Regions from separate parts of the Homo sapiens genome. Here region 2 is linked to region 1. A link is a loop called in an ENCODE intact Hi-C map of the cell type or tissue named here. Cell type or tissue: PC-3. All regions are shown on one strand. Each heading gives the region's core, and the rest is flanking DNA. Links, peaks and the distances in the headings are about the cores only. Region 1 has its middle 220 kb from the start of ZRANB2-DT. Region 2 overlaps ZRANB2-DT (ZRANB2 divergent transcript).

Region 1 (9,321 bases), core at 3,004-7,003:
CTTAAAGATGCAAGAGAGCTGCCTGATAAAAATCAATCAAAATAAGTCCAGAAGTGTTTTTTCTTCTTAAGAAAAAAAAATGATGTAATTGGTAATTACAAAGCCAGAATAGAACATAATAGCTACTCTTTAAATAGTTGATTAAGGTTCAATGAGTTTCTCTATAGTGTTCTGAAAAAAGGTGACTATTTAGTAAGCAAAGGAGAAGACCTTCTGAGATAAGCAAATAGAATTAGGTAAAGACATTTTCTAATTTATATCCAGGAGGGAAAAAAATCTCATCCTCTCGGCCACTCACTTTACAAATCAGTTTCATTAAAAAACTAAAATAAATTCAGTATTTGCAAAGATGTAATGGTTCAGATCCGTGCTTTCTTTCCCAAAGATCACATATGTTTTGTTTTCAAATCATTAATTGAAGGCACAATAAAATGAATTCTTGAAAATTCTTTGATATAATTTGTATGCTATTTTAACCCAACACTAAGTAAAATTTGCTTTCTTGGTATTTCTTTTAATTCTTTCATTTATTCTACAAATATTTACTGAATATACACAATGTTCTAGGCACTATGGTCAGAATTCTTTTAAAAAACACAATTTAATTTTGCTTTATACAAAAGGGTTAAGAGTGAAGACATTTTTCCTCTCATAATCATGGAAAGATATAACTTCTTTTTTATCTTTTTTATGCTGAATTTTTTTGGCATAAACATATTTTCACTTGTGACAAAAGAAAATAAGTTTAATTCTCACCACTGACAAAAAAATATAAAGACAGCTTTTTAAGTTCTTGTCTTACATTTGATTATCACTTGCTTTGCCTTGCAGGGTGCTCAGCACTAAAAGGGAATATATTTATTTTCATTTCTTCCCACTTTCCCTTACACTGTTCCTACTGCTCTCCTTTCTAGGACCTTTGCTAAGAATGCTTATCTGGCTAAATACAAGCAAACAACCATATTGGCAAACATGAAGCTAAGGTCTACTTAAATATGTTAATTTCTCCAGTCTATTTATTGGAAATCCACAATATCAATGGCAGAGATCACCCTAATTGTGATCTTCTTGGGCTACTGAAGAAGTCTTATTTTAGTTTTGCTTAACTGAGAGAAAACTAAATTTAAACAATTATATTTAGATGCCAAACCTACCAACTAAACCAACAAACCAACCACTATAGTTTGAATGTGTTCCCCAAATTTCATGTGTTAAAAACTTAGTCCCCAATTTCATATGTTGATTGGAGGTAGACCCTTTGGGGGTTAATTGGGATTAAATGAGGTCATAAGGTTAGGACCTCTATAATTGAACCAGTGGCTTTATAAGAAAAGAAAGAGGGACCTGAGCTAATACACATGCTCTTGCCCTCTCACTATGTGATGTCTTCCACCATGTTATCAGGTAGCAAGGAGGCCCTCACCAGATGCTGGCACCATACTTTTGGACTTCCCAGCCTTCAAAACTATAAGAAATAGGCCAGACACAGTTGCTCACGCATGTAATCTTGGCACTTTGAGGGGCTGAAGCAAGAGGATCACTTGAGCCCAGGAGTTCAAGACCAGCCTAGGAAACATAGTGAGACCTGGACTCTACCAAAAAATTAAAAAATTAGCCAGGAATGGTGGCACTCTCCTGTAGTCCCAACTACTCTACTCAGGAGGCTGATGTGGGAGGATCACTTGAGACTGGAAGATCGAGGCTGCGGTGAGCTGTGATCCACTGCACTCCAGCCTGGGCTACAAAGCAAGACCCTGTCTCAAAAAAGAAAGAAGGAATAAAATAAATGTATTGTCTTTATACATTTTCCAGTCTGCAGTATTCTGTTATAGAAATGCAAAGTGGACTAAGTCACCAACCAATTTAAAGGAGGCTGAAGATCCAACTGGATGGCATCATGATAGGTTGATGAGGGTGCTGAAAAGATGGTGAGTTGAAGAAGATACCAAGTTCCTTCTTATAATCGGATTTTGCAAATCAGTCATGGAGAATGTGTTGACAGTTTTTTTTTTAAGATGTTTGCAATTGGGTGGGGCTGAAATTTTATGTGATTGGTGTGTGTGGATATGTACTCCCAAGAGTCTTCATATTAAACTCTGAACTTCAACTTTCTTGTATCCATTTCCCTTCCTCTCTCCCTCCTTTGATCTCTCCCTTCCTTTCTTCCTGATTCTCATTTACTGACAAAAAATACTATTCCTGTTTTATAAAGATGAAAATATTTTTGGAGGGGATATCTCCAGGAATTAGAAAGATGTTAATAAACTTGTCCTTAAAGTGGTCAAAGGAGTAAGTTTAGTTGTTAAAAGCAAGAATTTGGAAGTCAGGCGGACCTAGGTTCGAGTCCCTATTCTATCACTTGGTATCTGTGTGGCCTTTAGCAATTGACTTATCCTCTCTAAATATCTGTTTCTTCCTCTGTAAAATACAGATAATAATGGTATTTACCTTGTAGGCTTGTTGTAAGAATTAAATGATACAAAGCATCACTGAGCTTGTTGTAAGAGCTAGATAAATATTTTCAAACACTTTTGAAGAGCTATGATACAAAGTACATGAGCGCTTGAAAAAGTACCTTGGAAATAGATGCCAGGCATGTGTACATGAAGTTTTTCTGCCATTTACTGTCTTCAGATGTCAGAGTACATGACGTATTCGTTGTTGTAGTTCCAGTATTAAGTACTGTTTCCAAAACCATAGTAGACATTCAGTAAGTCTTTGCTCAATGAATGAGTGAATGAATAAATAAATGATCTAGAATAGCAAATAAATCTCATCTTCAGTGCCAAGTCTTATTAATTAGTAGGGTTCAGGAAGAATTATTGGGTGCATATGTGCTAAGCTTGCACCAATCAATTTGACAGGTCTATCTAGCTAGGGCATAGGCACAGGGAGAGGCAGCATGAATACTACATATGCATTGATTGAGGCCTCAGCCCTTAATTTAAGAAAGGGAAGATACCAGAAAATTGGAATTAAGGAGATGGTATTTCCATTTGTGTCCACTTGCTTTTAATTAGAAGAGTGAAGTAATTTTCCACATTCACCTCCAAAAGACCTGTATCAGAAAAAGTTGTGTTGGTCACAATCTTAAGGTCTTTTGTGCAAACTATGAGCACTTCTTCTCTCCTCCTATGTCTTTTAGGTGCAGAGAAACAGATGTTCCCAACTCTTCCCATTATTTGTAGCTCCCATTTTATTCAGATATTGAAGCATCTTGCATACAATTTGCCACTTGACAAATCTTATTCTATTAAGCTAGATTAGAATTACCAGTTGAGATTTTAAACACTAAAAACATGCCATCATTGGAACTCTTATTCACAGTTCTTAGCATGGGTTCAGGTATTTCTATTTGGGGAATATTCACAGGTGAGACTGAAGGATAGCTATAGTTGAGAACTATTAGTATTCAAAATACTTTTCTTTGAATTCATTTGAATTATGGCTTCAAATATTCTTATTTGTGAATCCTTAATTTTCTTTTTTTTAAAATAAGAGTAACATTATCAAGTTACTATGAGAATCAGAGGCAATTTTAATTCTAGACACTTCATAAGTGCTCAATAAAATGCAAATTAATCTTTGTGCCACTAAATAGATGTTGTAAGGAAGATGTAATTCTAAATCTGAAGGGATTTGAGGCATTTGGAAAAATACAATGTTATTAACAAAATATACAGTCCTTTAAATCTATTAAATTCTAGTGGTTTACCCAAAATGATCATGGAATTAGATATTTTAATTAATTTACTTCCCTGGGCTAGTCAGAAAATAAATTTTGATTTAATTCTCATTGCTGAAAAGATTCCCAAAATCTAATAATCTTTTCTGTCTTAAAAAAGTCTCCTATAGTGTACATAACAGAATCAGTTTTGACAATTGCAATATCCCAGTGTTATCATTCAGAACAAAACATTTCCATTGTGCCAAAGTGTCACCATTGTTTACTGAAGATGACTAAGGTGAAATATTCAGACACTCAGGACCTATTTGAGAGGTTGTTTTATTGCTTTTTGTTTGGGTCTTTATTTCTAACATAAACCATTTTTCCATTCATATCTTGTAGTAACCTTGAAGAGTTCTTATGTGAAATAGTCTTGTGAAATAACATCTGATATCAGTCCTAAAGAACTCTCTCTTCTATTTGGACCTTTTAAGTTGTACCCCCAGCCAAAAAGTAAAATCAAATAGGACTGCTTCTTTAATAGATGTTATCACTTTGGGCTATGTTCTAGAGAGGACAGGAGTAGAGAGACTGAATCTCCTCTATTTTAAGCTGTGTGCTTTGGACACTATTGGTAGGCCATTGTTTATACTCCTTATAGTAAAATAGTCACCCTCTTTTAATAATACTTGCTTCACCACATTCTCATAAAGATGAAGTGTGCTAACATTGGTAAAACATGAAAGGGCTAGGTCCCTCACTACTTGTTTACTAATTTATCTCCAATGCCAAGAAGAGTCCTTGAGGAAATATTTGTGGTGTGAATGAATAAATATTATTCTTCCTTTCCTCACCATCTGAGTCACCATAGCGCTTTTACTGTTCCTTTATAATGGTATTTGTATTAGTCCGTTCTCTCAATGCTATAAAGAACTACCTGAAACTGGCTAATTTACAAAGAAAAGAGGTTTAATTGGCTCACCGGTCTGCAGGCTGTACAGGAAGCATGACTGGAGAGGCCTCAGGAAACTTAGAAAAGGCGAAGGGGAAGCAGGCACATCCCAAGTGGCTGGAGCAGGAAGGAGAGGGGGAAGAAGGAGATGCTACACACTTTTAAACAAACAGATCTCATGAGAACTCACTGTCATGAGAACAGCAAGGGAAAAGTCCACCCCCAGATCCAATCACTTCCCACCAGGCCCCTCCACGAACATTGGGGATTAAAATTTGACATGAGATTTGGGCGAGAACACAAATCCAAACCATATAAGTATTCATTATGTTCTCCACTATAAACTAGTTAGTTATGTAACTCTTGTATTATGCAATTAGCTCCCTTAGCACAGGCCTCACTAATGTCTCTCATAAATTTGTTCCTCCACAGAACACAGCATAGTATGTGACATAAAGGCTTGATGACTGTGTTGAATGAATGTATGTTGTAAGTAAACCCAACTACGTAAGTAGTGTATGTAATGAATGCTTATTATTTTTATAAATGATCTTGACTAATAATAGAAATTCTCCACTGCAAATCTTGCTGAATTTAGCAAAAAGATTATTACTGATAGTATCTTATATTTTTCTTTCAACCTTCTTGAATAGCACTGCATGTTTTTTAAATTCTAAACACGTATGGTGACTGTTTTAATGATATTTAAAGTCACACAAATATGTGAGACCTATTATAATAGAATTCTTTGAGAACCGAAAGGTATTCTAAGTAGTACAGTTTTTTCTTTTTGCAGAATGCCGCCAGCATTAGGCTCAATGGGAAAGATGGTGAAATTGGGTTGATTCCTTATTTTTAGCCTCTGTTAGATGATTGTAATTCATTATTTGCTAGGTTACCTGAGGGTATACTTCATCAACGCTCATGCATTTAGAATGCTGCTGCTTATGTCTCCTGGGATCCAGGCTTTCCCAGCCTATCACTCCTCCTGAAATCTCCCCACTGCCTCCCAAAGAAGTAGTGTGTCAATATTATGTTTTTATTGATAGCCACACAATTCACGTTCCACTTCTTTCCCTAAACTTTTTTCATTATGTGATTGTATCTGCTGGCTTAGGCCTTTTATGCTAGCCATTTATTTTGCCCCCAAGCATCTGGCCTTTAAAAATATAATGCATTTTACTGGCTTATTGAATAAGAGATATATGGCTTTGCTGGTAGTCAGGCATGCTGTGCTTACACACTCTGAATATTACTAAAGTATTTCGGCTTCCTTAATACTTTGTTAATTCTCATAATGGCCTGCCAAATTTCCTAGTTGTTGTGCAATTGTTATTCTTATACTGCATTAAAAAATAAGTTAGGCTGGGTATTGGTTCTTTTTTCTTTTCTTTTTTTTTTTTTTTTTTTTTTTTTGAGACAGAGTCTTGCTCTGTCACCCAGACTGGAGTGTAATGGCGTGATCTTGGCTCACTGCAACCTCTCCCTCCCAGATTCAAGCGATTCTCCTGCCTCAGCCTCCCGAGTAGCTGGGATTACAGGCACATGCTACCACGCCTGGCTAATTTTTGTATTTTTAGTAGAGACGAGGTTTTGCCATGTTGGTCAGGCTGGTCTTGAACTCCTGACCTCAGCTGATCTCCCAAAATGCTGGGATGGATATTGGTTCTAAGGCTGAAGACTCTGATACCTTAGGAAATGCTATAATACATAACTCACACCATCAATTTTCAGATGCAAAGTTCTTTTACATAATGGTAAAGTGATAATTCTAATAAAAAAGAAAGTTTTTAAAAAGATTTGACTCTGTCTCATATTCTCATCCATAAACTAAAGATTAATAACTTAGAAAGCATTATTCTAAAATGTGACTTCACAACAAGACAATTATAAATTAAGAGAAAGGAGTAATTATTTTCAGCTAATCTAGAGAACATGCTTTAAGTGTGGTCAATTGAGTAAAAAACTAATATTTGATACTTATCAATATATATCTGAAAATACTATTTTACCTGATTATTTGAGACACATTTTCAAATTATTAAAACTACAGGGAAAAGTTGCTCCACTTCAAAGGTATCAATAGAGTTCATAACTTTGATATTTTAAAAACACTCACTGGAAAGTGTTCATCCAAAATGATACATATCTAAAAATCAGTACCAGGCTCTATAGTTATAATATGAGGGAAATAGGCACCACTTTAAGAAATTTTAAAAAAGAACAAGAAGTCAGAGTCGGAGCACTAAAGGTGAATCAGCTATAAGTAGGATGTGATTCCCCAATTAGCTCTTTAGTGCCTTAATAACAGCGTTTTTAACACTTGTTACAATGTCTAGTAAAGGTTTTTGTGCTCATCTTCTCCCATTAAACTGTGAGCTTATCATGTGCACAAGACTTTTATTCATCATTATATCTGCAGCACCTAACCCAGTGTCTACCACAGGGTGGCTTTGTGTTAATTTATTATTAATAATAATTAGAATAACTAAGGTAAAATATAACAATAAAATTTAATTTAAGGATGTATTAACAGGGAAGTAAAAGCAAGAACTGAGAAATAATTAGTACACCACAGTTGGCATTTGATAGGATCTTCCAAACCTTATTTGCAGTTTCAGAATAGAATTTGTAAGAATAATATTGAGAAACTTGATAGGCTAGAAAGAAGACAACATAGCTCTTTGGAAAGAAGTGAAGCTTATATAGTGATTAACTCCTCCAAAATAATAGGGAAATTCCTATGGAATTTTGCTATAGGGATTTGTAAAAGGGCAAGACCCTTAATTCCCAGGTTTCAAATGTTTGTCTACTTAGCTGTTAAGATTAATTTTTAAGTAGACTTTAAATTAATGATACTACTTTCTATATCAGTTAGAATCAAGTTAGGCTGCCAGTAATAAAGAACCCAACCCCATTTGCCCCAAAAGTGGCTTAAACAAGATAAACATTTATTTCTCTATTAGGTAAACATGCCCACAGTTAGTTCCATGCTTAGCCTCACTTTCAGAAGAGATCTAGGTTCATTCTAGCTTGCCTACCATCTTTAGCATATTGACTATGATTTAAAGTGGCTGGTCAAATTGGTAATAATTATATTTACATTCCAACAAGTACAACCAATGAGGGGACCAAGAGGGGCCTCTCCTTTCCCTTAAGGAGACTTCTTGGAATTAGCACATAAAAGTCTTGCTTGTATCTCATTAGCTACGTTCTCTTTCTGTTAATGAGAAGGAAGATCAGCTACATATTGAGAGGCAACCAGCAATTTCTGTGACATGGTAAAACAAACAAACAAACAAAAAACATACACTCTTGGTTAAAAAAAAAAGCATAGAAATAGTGTAGAAGGATACAGGTACGAAGCTGAAATTTTCCTCTCACTTTAATAAACATCTGTCATAGTCTGCTTACAATTTTTTGAATAATCTTTTCTCCTAAGAGTTCCTGACTCTTGTTTTTATTTTGCTGAGAAAAAACGAACAAACCTGTAGTTTGTAGGCTTCCCTTTGGCCAGCGCTTAAATATATGATGGAAGCTTAATCAATTGAATGCATCTGTGTGAAGCTGTGATTCAGAACTGAGTTATATGGGGAAAGAGGTAGAGTTCAGGGCATCCATTTGCTAGAACAGATGTGGCAGAAGCTTCATGGTTCTGGAGTCAATGGCTGTAATGGCAACTTCCTGATTCAGTGCTTCCTGATTGTGGTGCTGTAAATACATGTAAATGTGTTTCACATGTGTTTCTGGCAGTGTGGCTCTGGAGCTGACAGCTGTGGAGGCAGCTTTATGACTCAGCAGCAACTTAATTGTGGCAGAGACAGCATCTCTGTTAAGTTGGCCAGTTCTGCAGTGTGTCTGGAAGTCTTTTAGGAATCTTCAGTCTAGGAGATCTATCTTCATCTTCTGCAGGGATTCCTTCAACCTAAGAAATTAAACCTACCAATAGAGTCACCGCCCCCTTGCAAACCTCCTGAATCTTTCCTCTCTACAACTCACTTCCTTTCCCACCAAGATAATTACTATCTTGAATTTGGTGTTTTCATTTCCATACATATACATTTTTAACCTATGTATATCTTAAGTATATAGTATGTATATAATATTCTTTTATCTGGCTTTACTCATATATGAATGACATCATTCTTCAAGTATTCTTCTGTAGTTTTTATCAATTTCACATTATGTTTATGAGATTTATCCATATTCATTCATGTAACTTTGGCTAATTGATTTTCACTGTGGCATAGCATTATATAAATTTAATATAATACATTATCTAGCTCATGTTAATGGAAAATTAGTTTCCAATATTTGCTATTATAAACAATTCTACTAAGAAGTCACCTTTTTAAAATATATGTGTCTGTTTGCTTACACAAATAAGAGTTTATTTATGGTGTACACCTAGGGATGGTTTGCTGGGCTAGGGTATTTACACCTTCAAATTTATTAGTTACCACAACATTTTTCTTCAAGGTGGTTGCATGAGTTTGTATTCCTATGAACAGTATATTAGTGTTGCCCTTTATCCACTTTTTTTGCCAACACATGATATTGTCAGAGTTCTTAAGTTTTGCCAAACAATAGGTGTGAAAGGTATTTCATTGTGCTTTTAATTGACATTTCTCTCATTATCACTGAGGTAAATCATCTTTTAATAGGTTTATTGGCCATTTGAGATTAAAAACCTTGGTAAATT
Region 2 (9,321 bases), core at 2,909-6,908, 110 kb before region 1:
ATGGTCTACCACTATAGGCAGCCCACAAGAACAATATTACTAATAATTTCAGCTATCAAAAGGACTCTATTTGAATCACAGCTCTCCCCCTTGCCCTCAGCATGTATAATCCTGTAGCTGAGACTATTGGTTTCTACCTCATAATCATATTTCCCCCTACTTCCTTGCTGGAAGAGCCCTTGGACAGCACCATGCCTGGTTCCAGTGTCTGGAACCATGACAGCTCTCTTGTAACCATAAGAGGAACTGGCTTGAGGACAAAGTGTACGCATTGAGAGTTGCATACTAAAAAGATATAAAGGACTCTGGTTGGTCCTTAAAGAAGTCACTAGGCTGCTGAATTAACAGAGGAATATTTGGAGTCTTAGTCTATAATTTATTATTATTTTGAGTTGTTTTCTTCTAGTTGCTGTTGAAAGCTTCCTGAATGACCCTATGAATACTTTTTCCTCTCTTCTGCCACTCTGTTTCCTTATTTACATCTCCCTCTCTCCTGCACCAGACTTAAGCTGAGCAATACTTACTATTGTCAAGAGACAATAATGAATATTCATGGTCCCCAAATTAAAATGATTCAGTTTAGGATTTTTTGACCTTATGATGGTGAAAAAGCCATACATATTTAATAGAAACTGTGGAAGTCTTCTCTTGGCTCAGTATTGACTGTGTTGCCCCCATGTATGGCCATGTCTTGAGGAGGAAACAAAAAAAGATTGACAGTCATGAAAAGACTTCTCACTTCTCCTCTGGCTCATCCACTGGGGAGCTTTTTACAGAACTGTAAGCCCTACCTTCCCCACCTAATGTCATTCACTTGTCTGTTCTTCACTTGTATATCAGACCACTCAATTTTCCGTCTAATTATAACTGGATAGTCAAATATTAAAAGCCCCAATCTTACTGAGGGGTAGAATCTAAAATTAATCATTGTGTTGGTCCACTGGCCATTTGAGAGGGTACAGGGGTTTGAACTCTAGGGCCTCTAACAATTTCAGTTCAGAGTATTAGAAAAGTCTGAATATGGGTATGGTTAATTTAAACTTTTGACAAAGATGGAATCTTATTCAGGGATATCTTCCTAGAATAATTAACTAGGTATACTTTTCTGCCATTTCCTTCTGAATGGGGGTACAGGCTGGGTTGAATTTTCAAGGAATTTAGTCTTAATCCTTGTGTCCTGTCTGTTTTTAAGTTATATCATTTTTTTTTTCCTGGACTGTGTAGATAAAAGTTTCATTTAATGACTAAAATCAAAGTAACCATCTCAATTCCCTCTAAGAGAAAAAGTTTTCCTTAGGCATGGGCATATCATATGAAAAAATCCTTCCTTTTGTGTTCTTCCTCCTCAGGACAATGGCTTCTTCTAGTATAGACTTTCAGTCTTTCTTTGGAAGAGGACTAGGAAAGGATGTATGATGTAGAGGAATTCTCTGTGACAGGAATGGGAAGAAAACACAGGTCTTTCAGTTCCAGAGGAAGAGAGCAGTAGATGGAATATAATAGGGACAAGGTCATATGTTAGTGATTTCTCTCCATGTGCCACACCTGCCCCATCAAGGTCATCCTTGAAAAGTGGGAGCAGAGTACATAAACACAACAGATAGAATTTTTACAGAAAGCTGAAATAAAAAGAGCTTGTGCTCTACTTTTCCATTTGGGTTTCTGGGAGGATACTAAATGAAATCACTCACATTAGCACTGGTGTGTGTATGGGTGCTGAGAACAGGAATGGTGGTGTAGAGAGCAGGCTGGACACCAGGCATCTCCCTTGGCTTCATATGGTATTAAAAAAGATGCAAAATGTCCTTGAATAATCAGAAGAGATGACGCAGAGGGAGCTAAGAGTAGAGAGCCAGAAGGCTGCTTTGGACAGTGGCCATATGGAGAATGTAGCTGAGATTTTAGATACTCTGTAATATGAGTGGGAGCCAGGATGGGCCAAGTCATTAGAGTAGGCATGGAGGTTTTCAAGCATTCTGAGAAAAATAGCCCAAGTTTTACCAGTCATGAATTTTAGCAACAGATTCCAAGGGCTTTAAATAATCATAAGGGGCCAGGAACATTTTTATGGATGCTGCCAAGGTTCTAGAAGAAAGAACAAAAGACAATTTTCTAATTTTGGGTTTCTTCTTTCCTCTATCATTAGGGCACTGAAGATATTATTTATATTCAGAGGCTATGTTGGTTTGGAGAAGGAAAGGTGAGAGAAACCTTAACCAGTACCAGAAGAGATTATGTTAATCTGACCATTTAAAGTAAACATGTCTGAGCTAGGGGCATGTCTCGTTTTATTATACTTGGCCTTGTTGTGCTTCACAGATACTATGTTGTTTACAAATTGAAGTTTGCTGCAATGCTGTTTGATAGTATTTTACCAGCAGTAGAACTTCTTTCATAATTAAAGTCTATTTTCTCAAACTTTGCTGCTGCATTATCAACTATGTTTATATAATACTTTAAATTCTTTGTTGTTATTTCAACAATGTTCACAGCATCTTCACCAGAAGTAGTTTCCATTTAAAGAAACTACTTTCTTTACTCATCCAAAAGAAGCAACTCTACATCCATTTAAGCTTTATCATGAGATTGTAGCAATTCAGTCATACCTTCAGGCTCCACTTCTTTTTTTTTTTTTTAAGACGGAGTCTCACTCTGTCGCCCAGGCTGGAGTGCAGTGGCACAGTCTCGGCTCACTGCAACCTCCACCTCCTGAGCTCAAGTGATTATCCTGCCTCAGCTTCCCAAGTAGCTGGGATTACAGGCACGCACCACCACGCCTGGCTAATTTTTGTATTTTTAGTAGAGACAGGGTTTCACCATGTTGGCCAGGCTGGTCTGAAACTCCTGACTTCAGGTGATCCGCTCACCTTGGTCTCCCAAAGTGCTGGAATTACAGACATAAGTCACCGTGCCCGGTAGGCTCCAATTCTAATTCTGTGTCTTTGATTATTTCTACCCCATCCGCAATTACTTCCTGTAGTGAAGTCTTGAACCCCTTAAAGTTATCTATGAGGGTTGGAATCAACTCCTTCCAAATTCCTTTCCAAAAGGTTACAATTTACTTTGCCCAGATCCATCTGAAAAATTTCTATCTAGGGCAACTATGGCCTTCCTTATAGTGTATTTTTTAAATAATAAGATTTGAAATTCAAAATTACTCATTGATCCATGGGCTGCCAAATGGATACTGTGTTAGCAGACATAAAAACAACATTCATCTCCTTTTATATCTCCATCAGAGCTCTTGGGTAACTAGGTGCATTGTCAATGAACAATAATGTTTTGAAAGGAATCTTTTTTTTCCCCAAGCAGTCATCTCAACAGTGGGCTTAAAATATTCAATAAACTATGCTGTAAGCAGATGTTCTGTCATCCAGGTCTTGTGGTTCCATTTCTAGGACACAGGCAGAATAGACTTAGCATAATTCTTAGGGGCCCTGGAATTTTTGGAATGATAAGTGAGCACTGGCTTTAACTTAAAGTCACTAGCTACATTAACCCCTAACAAGAGAGTTCAGTTTCTTTGGAGCGTTGGAGCCAGGCATTGACTTCTCCTCTGTAGCTATGAAAGTCCTAGATGGCATCTTCTTCCAATAGAAAGCTGTTTTTTCTACCGTAAAAATCCCTTGTTTGGTGTAGCTGCCTTCATCCATTATCTTAGCTAGATCTCCTGGATAACTTGCTGCAACTTCTACATCAGCACTTGCTGCTTCACCTTGCACTTTTATGTTATGGAGATGGCTTCTTTTCTTTAACCTTGTGAAACAACTTCTCCTGTTTTAAAATTTTCTTTTGCAGCTTCTTCAGCTCTCTCAGGCTTTATAGAATTGAAGAGAGTTGGAGTTTTGTTCTGGATTAGGGTTTCATTTAAGGGAATGTTGTGGTTGGATTGATCTTCTATCCAAACCACTAAAATTTTCTCTATATCAGCAATAAGACTGTTTTGCTTTCTTATCATTTGTGTGTTCACTGGAGTAGCACTTTTAATCTCCTTCAAGAACTTTTCCTTTGCATTAATGGCTGGGCTAACCAGCACAAAAGGCCTAGCTTTCAGCCTGTCTTGGCTTTCAAAATGCCTTCTTCACTAAGCTTAATCATTTCTAGCTTTTGATCATCTAAAATGAGTGAGTACAGCTCTTCCTTTCACTGGAACACTTAGAGATCATTGTAGAGTTATTAATTGGCCAAATTTCAATATTGTAGTGTCTCAGGGAATAAAGAGGCCCATTGCGAGGGAGAACGATGGGCGAATGGCCAGTTGGTGGAGCAGTCAGAACATACACAACACTTATCAATAAAGTCCGCAATCTTAAATGGGTGAGAATCATGATGCCCCAATTGAATTACAATAGTAACATCAAAGATCACTGACCACAAATCCCCATAACAGATAGAATAGTAATGCAAACATTTGAAATATTGTGAGAATTACCAAAATAGGACACAGAGAGATGAAGTGAGAACGTGCTGTTGGAGAAACGAATGGCACCAATAGACTTGCTCAACACAGGGTTGGCACAAATTTTCCATTTTTAAAAGCTCAATATCTGTGAAGTGGAATTGGTGAAGCACAAGAAGCAGAGTGTGCCTATATAAAGTTTCAGTTATGCAAGATGACTAAATTTTACAAGTCTGTACAACATTGTGTTTATAGTTAATAATACTGTAATGTGTACTTAAAAATGTTTGAGGGTATATCCTAAGTGTACTTGCCATAAAATTTTGTAGTTAGTTAGCTAATTCAATAACTTCCCTAATTCACTCAGACATATATGTAAGAGGCTGAGCCAGAATTTGAACCCAAGTCTGTCTGACTTTCCTATTATAGCAACTTATATAGTAATTGAATATACCTTGACAAAATAAATGTGTAATTCCTAATAGGGCCAAAGAAGCCAAGAAAAATCTGCCAAAGAAACCATAGTGGTGTAAAAAAGATCAGTTAGAATAGGACTTGCATAATTTCCCAAGACCAGATGAGGAGGGGGGTGGGAGCTACATTTTCTATTTATGCAGAAAAGGACCATTTACTGCAGAGGTGGATTAGCAGCTCAAGGATGTTACCAGTGGCTAAGGTGCATTATTCCTGAGCTCCTCCCCATCCAGAGCATAATAGCTTATTTCCCCTTCCTCTTAGATTCTGAGTCCAGTACTGTCTAACCTCCCAACATTAGCCATTTTGAAATACAGTGGCATCTTTGGTTTAGATATAAAATATGAATTTATACATAACCAGTAGAAATGTTTATTAAGTATTACATAGTAACTTTTGCTTTGTTTCTTACACCTTTACAGTGTAAAGTAGAATATAGGCATTCTTTTGATAGTAAATTTGTCCAGTTGTATATCCAGTAGATGTCAGCATTGGGCTGTTTCTGACCATTTAGTGTCTCTCCATATTATTTTGAAAGGACCATAAATATTCAGTATAAAATATACTGAGATGTAAAATAGCAGGTGCAGCAAATCTGTGGTGAGGATACATTTAATGGGTGAAGGATTCAATATTCCATCTATGTAGCAAACAACTGTATATAAAACCCCATCTGCAGCTTTTTTATCCATGTCCATTTTAAAAAATCAATTTATTTCAAAATATCAGAGTACTATTTTGTAGAAGATAGCTTTATACAATTAAGTGACAAAACGGATTAAAGCCATTGAAAGAAATATAAATATTTAAGTAATTTTAGGTTGCATCTGCTTAAATTCAGAAAGGGACACTAAAGAATTTTTTACAATCTCATTAAGAGATAATTTCAACATTAAAGATTTGGCAGAATGGTCCTTGAGTTACTCTCTTTTCTCTCTTTCCTCCTCAATATTAAGATTTTAGCTCCTTTACAACACATTAAAACCGTTTCTGGTAATGTGCACCTCAGTGAAGCCAAATGGATGATTGATCAACATTAGGTGGAAGATAATATGTGTAATTCATGCCTCCAGTAGATTCTAGAGTTGACCCAAATATTTTAGACTCTTGGCACGTAGAACAAAAGTTTCCTATGATATTGCTCAGTTCTGTGGTTGGACTAAGCAGATCCGGCCTGTGTCAAACAAAAATTGATTAAGAAGAAGTGAAAACATCCTTATTTCCTTAAGAGTAGAATCCAAGCTTAGTCAATTCATTACAATTCCCACAGCAGCAGAGTGATGGAAGCCAGAAAAAGCTAGAGAAATCATTTAGTACAGCATCTTCATATGGAAATTGAAGACCAAAGAGACAAAAAGACCTGCTTGAGGTGTCAGAGCTAGTGTGTAAAAAAGAGTCTTCTCAGCATTCTAGTTCATTTCAGAACAAAAAAGATATGCTGAGAACATGCGCATATTCTATAGTAGACTTTAAGAGGAATTAAAAATTGTCCTTTTCTCAAGGTTCTTGGAAGATAGGAGAATTCAGGAAATAGAAGCATTGATAGAACATCAAAATATATTTAGCAATTTTAATGACAGATGTATGCTCAGGGTACACATAAGGAACACTTAGCCTAGTCAGGAAGGTTCTTCATAATTTCTAGAAAAATAGCTATGTGTTGCTTGAAAACTCTTTCAGGAGCTTTGTTACCAAACTAGGAAAAAGAGAGCATCACTCTTTGATGGGGAAGCAAATGAGGGCTGAAGCTGTCTTGACTGATCCACTACATTTTGTCCTTTTGGGGATTTTCCCCCAGCTTGAAGATCAGTGCAGTCCAATATTTTCCAAGTGCTGGTAATGTCTGTATCAGAATCATCTCAGAGATTAGGATTTAGAAGATTGAGTGGCCTAAAGAAAAGAAAAGCAAAAATGGAAATAACAAGAATTTTGAGGCACAGACAAATAAAGGAACCACGGATCTAGCCTACACTGAGCCACCCACACGAGTTCATCTTGAGATCAATAGCATGAAATTTGTTACTTTAAGAAATGTAGTCTTTGGGCCGGGCGCGGTGGCTCACGCCTGTAATCCCAGCACTTTGGGAGGCTGAAGAGGGCAGATCACCTGAGGTCAGGAGTTCGAGACCAGTCTGGCCAACATGGTGAAACCCCATCTCTTCTTAAAATACAAAAGATTATCTGGGTGTGGTGGTATGCACTTGTAATCGCAGCTACTCAGGAGGCTGAGGCAAGAGAATCACTTGAACCCGGGAGGCGGAGGTTTCAGTGAACTGAGATCACGCCATTGCACTCCAGCCTGGGCAACAAGAGCGAAACTCTATCTCAAAAAAAAAAAAAAAGAAATGTAGTCTTTGGTTCTGTAAGAGAACCAAGTTAGATAGTTCAGTTAGATAGTTCATACAGAAATCAATACCATAACTGTGACCTCATTAATACTTTATTCTCACCCATAAAATTCTTAGGTCACCATGTGTGATGACTACATCCAAAGAGAGTGAGTGGCTTGAGACATTGGTAGTATGTGTATCTGATCATATCAATATGTTAAAATGACGTTCAAAGTATGATCTACCTCAGAATAATCTAGGTGAGTTTCAATGATCTTGCAATAGACTGCTATCTGGAAATGATGGTTTAGCAAATCTTTTCCTTGCTTTTTTCTGAATGATGGGAAAGAACACCTCTTTTATGGGCACTATATAGTATTTCCAACCATATTCTTTCATCTTTTTGGGACACTTCAGGGAAACACATTAGGTCATAACTCAGCACTAGAGGAAAATTCTGATGATGAACCTAGCTTTTTCAAGCCTCTTTGACATTAATCTGCCATATGCAATTACTGTGTGTAAGATTGAAGATCATATTTCAGTTCTGTATACCAGAACACAAAACCCTATCATATAATTCATCCAAATCATTGGAGAGATATTCCTTTGCAGATAACCAGCATAGTACTAGGAATAGGGACAGATTCTAGGGAATATAATTACTCAGTTTCTCGGTTAGTGGTGTCAGGATCAGTGACAAAAATTATTGTGCATTTTCTGTGGACTAAAATTATTCACTCAGTGGCAAAAAGAAAATGTACTTTAATACCCAAGCTGCTTTTCATTTGAATTAACTAACAAACATTCTAGATAATATTTTGGTGTACTTTCAACACTCTCTGTTTCTCCCCATTTTATTAAAATATAAATGAGTTCACAGTTATGGTTTGATTTGTGTATGAACTATCTAACTTGGTTGTCTTACAGGTCCAAAGAATACATTTCTTAAAGTGACAAATTTCATTCTATTGATCTCTGTTTCTGTGTGTTTTAGGTGGTTTTATTTGAAATTTATTCATCATGCAGATGAGAATTGTGAGAGAAGTAAATGGGGTTGTAAATAGGGATGGGGAGATGGTTGTGGGGATGCCGTTCCTCAGTTTGGACATAGTAGTTCTTACCCTCCATTTGCATGGCTTTTTAGAAATAAAGTCAAGTTTGCATAGGAATGCTGTACTTGAGTAGAAATTTAATACTTTTCCAGATTAATTCATAGGTCTTACTCATATAAAGAATAGGTTTTCTTTATAAAGTCCTTCATTTATCCCTTTCCAAGATGAATTATTTTAGCACGTTCATTAATCTAGTTTCATTACTCTGGATATTTTAACCTATTTTATTAATCGGTTACCATTTGCCTATTTTCCTTTTTGCTATGTAGGGAAGGCATTTTCTTTTGGGTTGGAGACCCAAGAAATAGGCAGGATATCAGAGAGTTTTTGTTTCTTCCCCATAAGTAGCCTACAAATCAAATCTTTTCTTAATTGAGGCCATGTATTTTGGTTTCAGTGGCCAGACTTCGAACACTGCACCCAATACTATCTCACTGATGGATATTGATTCTGAAGTTGATTAAAATGATCAGCTTTAATGGACACAATCTCATGAGGAGGATGCACATTTAGGGTTCAGTTGATTCTTTGTCCCTCAGAGAGACAAATATCTTAGGGTCATACAGCTGCTGTATGATCTCTGGAATCAGTCTGTTTATTTTTGCCAGTGTACCAAACTAGTCTCAGAGGGGTTTAGCATATTTAGTGTATTTTTGCTGATATTAACTGAGAAATACATGTGTGTATGTGTGGGGTGTGTGTGTTTGTGTGTGTGTGTGTTTTCTAGGTAGCTTTATTTGAAATTTATTCATCATGAAAATGAGGGTTATCTGCATACCTTTTAATTCAGAGTTAGTCTTTTTACTTGATTTTCCCTAAAGACTGCCTGTCAGTGCTTCAAAAACATCAATGACTGATAGATTTCTATTCTATACAGCTGCCTGGGCAGCTGTGGTAATGAAATGTGAATATGCTTTCACAGTATCTGAAGATTTCTGCTTGGGATTATGAGCAGAAAGAACAGATTTTTAAGAGAATGTTAGCATATTCTTCAAATGTTGTT

The links. A loop is a pair of places that touch in the nucleus more often than their neighbours do. Peaks named below come from ENCODE experiments on the same cell type or tissue, not always from the same donor. Only the 100,000 strongest peaks of a DNase experiment are listed, where the experiment ranks them.
Region 2: a loop joins it to region 1, with 3 times the contacts of the local background. A loop is called at or near these places in 1 of 110 quality-filtered maps.

Annotation. Positions count from the first base shown.
Region 1 is chr1:71,299,308-71,308,628 of GRCh38, forward strand. No RefSeq gene overlaps it. Among named protein-coding and RNA genes, the nearest start is that of ZRANB2-DT, 220 kb to the left of the region's middle. In PC-3, for the core only: no CTCF peak of the experiment used is centred there; a DNase peak (open chromatin) is centred at 4,544; H3K27ac peaks cover 1,485 bases.
Region 2 is chr1:71,191,529-71,200,849 of GRCh38, forward strand. The region is part of intron 2 of ZRANB2-DT (ZRANB2 divergent transcript); the gene reads left to right. Among named protein-coding and RNA genes, the nearest start is that of ZRANB2-DT, 110 kb to the left of the region's middle. In PC-3, for the core only: a CTCF peak has its summit at 5,353 (motif pointing right); no DNase peak of the experiment used is centred there.